Linked DNA regions of Homo sapiens: region 1 is linked to region 2. Evidence: chromatin contacts called from ENCODE Hi-C or POLR2A ChIA-PET data. All regions are on one chromosome and are shown on one strand. Each heading gives the region's core, a stretch centred on a gene start or an enhancer-like site at or near the end of the contact. The rest is flanking DNA. Distances are from core to core; before and after follow the strand shown. Region 1 overlaps LOC124900623 (a long non-coding RNA gene). Region 2 has its middle 1.1 Mb from the start of LINC00290.

What was found. A loop is a pair of places that touch in the nucleus more often than their neighbours do. ChIA-PET counts read pairs that join two places held with the same protein, here RNA polymerase II (POLR2A).
Region 1: a map with no recorded cell type shows a loop between it and region 2 (2.2-fold over the local background). The contact joins two enhancer-like sites. A Hi-C loop is called at or near these places in 3 of 168 maps with a recorded cell type or tissue (Calu3, MCF 10A and PC-9) and 2 of 37 single-sample maps with no recorded cell type. POLR2A ChIA-PET finds 5 or more read pairs at or near these places in 1 of 52 experiments (MCF 10A).

What each region holds. Positions count from the first base shown.
Region 1 is chr4:180,132,777-180,135,476 of GRCh38, reverse strand. All of the region lies in intron 1 of LOC124900623 (a long non-coding RNA gene), which reads right to left. Among named protein-coding and RNA genes, the nearest start is that of LINC00290, 1.0 Mb to the left of the region's middle. Within about 2 kb of position 1,281, at least 2 of the 41 ENCODE cell types and tissues checked have a DNase peak (open chromatin) inside an H3K27ac peak, as active enhancers do.
Region 2 is chr4:180,057,492-180,060,191 of GRCh38, reverse strand. No RefSeq gene overlaps it. Among named protein-coding and RNA genes, the nearest start is that of LINC00290, 1.1 Mb to the left of the region's middle. RefSeq lists an enhancer at 1,072-1,151 and a silencer at 1,612-1,741. Within about 2 kb of position 1,256, at least 5 of the 41 ENCODE cell types and tissues checked have a DNase peak (open chromatin) inside an H3K27ac peak, as active enhancers do.

The DNA.
Region 1 (2,700 bases), core at 32-2,531, 75 kb before region 2:
ATGGGATACAATGCACAGTTCTGTTCTCTAGGCATATAATCTCTTGAGAAGGTTAAGGAAAATCTATCTGTCTATCTATCGATCATCTATCATCTATCTATCTATCTAATCTATCTATACACATAACTGCAATATGAAGCACTTGTTTACAAAGTAAGTTTAAAAATATATTGTTAACTCTGGGTGCAAACAAAAAAATCAGCTATAAAATTATTCACAATTACACCAGGTCTACATAATTCTCTTACATAAAACAAGTCTTCTTCAACATTGTCAGCCATCATTATCTTTTTCAGTAATTCTGAAATCCTACAACCCCTCTTGCTTTGTTTAAAGCCCTAATCAAATAATGCTCTTCTGTAACTGGGCTACTCACTTCAATATATTGTCTATTAACAGCAACAACAAAACTCTCCAAAATGTATACATATATACCTTTGAGTTCTGCAATTTAAAGTCGAAAGTTAATGCCTTTCTGTGGTGTTTTTTATACTTCTTCTTGCAAAACAAAGCCCTGATGTGTATCTTAAATTTACTTGCAAGTATCATGTTATAAAACTCAGTATTCCCGGCTTTTCATTTTCTTCAAATCCTTATCATTCAGTAAATTACACATGATAGACAAAATTTCAACACCAACCAAACAGTAATATCCACAATTTTACCCATTAATACTAGCAAAAATACGATATAATTTGGACTTCACTGGATTGAAAACATAATAAAATGAAGACAAAATCTGATCACTCCTGAGCTATGAGGAAATGAACCATGGAAATGATCATGTGGGGAAATCCAGTTGCATGCTTAGGCATGTGTGAAATTTGTCAGCAAGGTGAGCATTCAGTAAATTTTCAGATAATAAGGTACATGGCATGTGTGAAAGGACAATCTATTAACAGGACAACCTTTAAAACACAAATATAACTACTTGCTGTTCTCTACTAGCACAAGAAGTGAGTGGTGGTTCTGGTAACGGTCTGTGAAAGGGTCACCGAGGAAAGGAAAGGGCTGCTGAGAACGGTCTGCAGTGCTTTTGTTTCCTTGCTTCCATGGACGACAGGTTGAGTGGGGTGGCAACAGTATGAAAGCATTTCGAGTGTGACAGACTCTTGATCAGTCTCCTCCTTTTACCCTATCAGGAGTAACTTTACAGATATACATAAATCAGAGTACAACAGGGAGCCCTTGTTCGCCAAGCATGTTGAGCGCTCCCGGGGTGACATGCTGTGGAGGACTTGCTCCAACTCAGACTGCTTCCGTCTGATAGAGAGATTTATTTCCTGACAGCTGACAGAGTGCCCTGCAATAGCTGACAATCCCTGGTGTGGCTGGATCAGTAGCTCCAGGAAGAAGTTCTCTGAACTCTCTGAAGCTGCGAGTTTTGCTTTTACGTAAAAAATGACTATTTCAGTACTCTGAAAGATCTAAGTGGCTTATTCTTTTATCTTTTAGAAATTCAAACCACTCCTCTTTACCTTTAAGCATAAAACTTCCCTCATAGCTGTGTTCCTTATGTCTTTTTAACCTGCTGTTTTCTTTTGTGCCAGAATCTGTTTCACTGAAATAAAGCTAATGTCAAGCTAGGCATTCCCATTCAGGATTGTAATTCTAAGGTGATCTTCCAGTATAGTGTGAAAGAGCTGATCAAAATCTGGACTAGACAATTTTGCCAATGAATTCTTACTCCATAGCTTATTTGGAGAGATGCAAACTTGTTCAAAAGAAATATCCAGCTTAATCCCTTAATTACCAAATATTAATAAATAAGCTAAAAGACTGATGTAATATCTACAAACATTTCATAAAATATAATACTTTTTTAAAAAATCTCTAAATTTTTCTTTTTATCTGAATGAACCTAATTGTACTGCATAACACAGAGAAATTTTGGATGTTGTATCTTTACTGAATTAGAAACAGTTGTGGTCATATTTCTTTATTGAGGAAGATTTATGTAAATGAATTGCAGATTTTATTGTTATTTTTAAATTTTTACTTCTCTAGAAATACAGTGATAGTAAAAGCAAAAGCTAATGTCGTCTCTTCCAGTCATTTTAAACTGTGATATACTTATTATTACAATGATTACTTTAAAATACATTCTCATTGCATGAAAATTACATTTTTAAAGATGTTTGTATTCCATACTAGAAAAAAAAACAGTAACACAGGGATACGTTAGTGCCTTAAAAGGGTCATAACATTTTAGATTTCAAACATTATTTTGAGACTTTTCTGTTTCATCTTCCATAAACAGTGAGAATGCTGGGTGCAGGTATCAGTGATTGCTCAGTGCTATACCAGATTTTAGTGTTCAAACTGAGATGTAAATTCTAGTCTACTGACCTGTGCTTTGTTTTCTGTTTTAAATATTTCATTTACAAAAGAGACATATTTGCTACGCTTAAACCTGGACTATTGTCTCTTTCAAACATCTGATTACTACTGTTAAGTAAATGGAGTCGCTGTATTGCAGCTCACTTTGAGGAAAATCATAAGCAAAGGATACTTCCTACTCCAGATATCTGCTGCTAACTCTGGTCAAAGTAGTGGAGCCAGTTTTGTCTGATCTCTCCCATATTGATTACATGCTGTTTGGTCTTCTTTAGTGTTTTTTTTTTTACCATAATTGGCTTTTATTCAACTTTTTTATTACTGATGACAGAGTATAATAGTCAATATAATGATATGTTGTAT
Region 2 (2,700 bases), core at 7-2,506:
ATAACTATTACTAAAATAGTATGGCACGGAAGATACGTTTCCCAGTAGGTGATACGTTACAAACAAGAAGGCACTGGGCAATTCATTGCAGGTTTGCACACCGCTCTGATCTTACTGATTTTGGCATTTATCTGAGAGGTTTCAGAGTCCTTCACCTAATCTAGAAATGGAAATCGTATGCATAAAAGTTTTAAAGAGATTTTTAAGCATGTCTGTTATTAAGCACATAAATACCACAAAAGGAAATCATGCCTCTCCAAACACGATTTACCAAGGATCAGGGAGCCCTTAGCATTTTCCCCCGCAGCGTCTTTGCAGGCAGCTCCAGAGTTGCGCTCTCCGACGAGGCAGCCCCACTTTTCCTCCTTCTTCCAGTCACAGACGGGACAACGTGCAGCTGCCGCCACCGGCCAGGCTGCTGTCACCGCTGTCACCGCTGCCGCCGCCGCCGCTGCTTCAAAACCATAGCGGCTACTGCAAAGAAAGGGTTACTCCTCTCTTGGAGTCAAGTGGCTGCAAACTTCACCTGCTTTTCATGTACCTTCTCCTGCAAACTTGTACGTCCTTCCGTGCAGAAGGAGCAAGGAAAACCATTACCAGCATCACAGGGAACATCATAATGAAGGACACCCCCGGAAGGTAAGACCTGCGAGTTATTCCGAAATACGATCTTAATCCAGATGAGAACCACCGCTGCCAGCAGATCCTCCCCCCCACCCTCCTCTCGGTTCCCATCAGCGAGCGGAGCCCATGCCGCCAGGGAGGGCGGCTGCAGCGGCCGCCCGCATGTGCGAGGTGGAGGTAAAGTTTGACAAATGATGACCACTCCGGGAAGGGGAAGAATCTAGGCAGCCAAAAATCCGCGCGGGGTGTGCTAGGGAAGAAGCCGCGCCAGGAAGCGCCACGTACCTTGCTGCGGTGCCAGGCGCGGAGGCTGAGGAGAGAGTCGGTGGAGGTGGCGGGGCGAGAGTCCAGCCCTGGCCGCGGGCTCCCTCCCGGGGCGAGCGGAGCCGCCGCCGCCGCGGCCGGGCGCAGGGCCGAGCGGCCGCCGCCTCGCCAAAGGCGCTGGGCAACGCCACTCACTTGGCCCGGGGAAGTTGGGCAGCCTCCGCCGCGGCCTCGGCACTCGGCGAGAGCAACACGTTTAGTTTGAACTTTCCAGCTCCAGTCCCGGCAAATCCACACTCACGCACACACGCGCGCGCGCGGACAGCCTCTCAGAGGCGCGCGAGCGGGCCCCGGTGGCTCTCTGGTCGCGTCTTGCTCTCTCCCTCGCTCTTATTGGCGCGGAGGTGATTGTTTTATTTATTTATTTCCTCCTCCCGGCTCCATCCCTCCTCCCCGCGCCTCCCTCTCCGGCTTCCCCTCCTCCTCCTCCTCCCCGGTCTGCGGGGCCGGCCGCGGCGGTCGCTCCAGCTGCAGCGTGGCGGGGCTGCGCGGCGGGACCCGGCGGGGGCGCAACGGGTGGGGGCGCTCCGGGCGGGGGCGCGGGGCCGGGCGGGCGGGGACGCCGGGGCTGCCGCCTTGGCTGAGGTGAGGGAATGTGGGGGAGGCGAGGGGAGGACGCTGCCGCCTGCCGCACTGTGCTGTGCCGGGGGCACCCAGCCGGCTGCTGCCGGGGAGAAGCGGGGCGAACCCCGCGCCGCGGCCGAGGAACTGCGCGAGGGGCGGCTGGCTCGGCGCGCCGGGACCCGGCTCCCTCTTCCGCCGGCCGGGCGAGAAGGCTCAGTCGCTTCCTAGCCACCGCCACCCCGCTTCCTTTCCTGCTCTCCCCGGGGGCTCCCCACAGCCCCTCGGGGACGCTCGGACGCGCGCCGCCACCGTTTATCCACAGAAGACAGGGGTTTGCATTTGTGAATGGTGGTTTCAGCGCTACGCGGTTAGGCTGCCTCCACTTTCGAGCCGCCGCTGCCCCGACTCTCGGGAAAGGTGCAGCCACAGCCGGGCGGGGCGGGCTCAGGCCTCCGGGGCAATGAAGTGGGAGTCTGCGGACCACGGCCCCCGGCGCGAGTTGGGGTGCCTACGTGACACTCCAGACCCACCTACAAGAGCCAGGGCGGCAGTGGCTCTGCTGCTACCATTCGCCCCAAAATGAGCTCTAAAACGGCAATTGACCGCTGTTGCTACGGTCTTTCAGTCACGGCCTACCGGGCTCCCAAACCTGCGGGAGAGGCGACCTGAAAGCCGGCCGCCCTCCCCCACACCAGTTACCCAAAGGCCGGGCTGGAAAGAGCCCTGGGCGTAGACCCGGAGACCGGCGGGCGGCTCTCTGCTACCTGCCCCGCTTCCGAGCGGCTTCTCCAACGCCAGCCCTTCCAGGCTTCCCGTTAGGTAAACCTGTTTTGGCTTTTTTTTTTCTCCTTTGATTTGCTATTTATTTATTTTTAGGAATTCATGATTTCAGTCACAAAAGGGGGAAAAATTAAAAGGAAGTAAGTCTACAATAGATCTGCATAAATACAGCCAGTTAACTAAGCAGCATCACAAAGGCTGCAATGTAAATCTCACGCCTTGGAATTGGAGGCAGGTTGGTTTCCTCAGCGTTTGCCCTCCGAAGTCCTCACAGCCTTGGACTGCATTGTACAAGGTCTACAGATACAGGAAGATGGTGACACTGGAGTCCTTGCCCTGATCCGTCACAGTATGCATATGTATGTAAACTGTGCTTTCCTTTCTATCCAAACCTTCCAATTTCCCTGA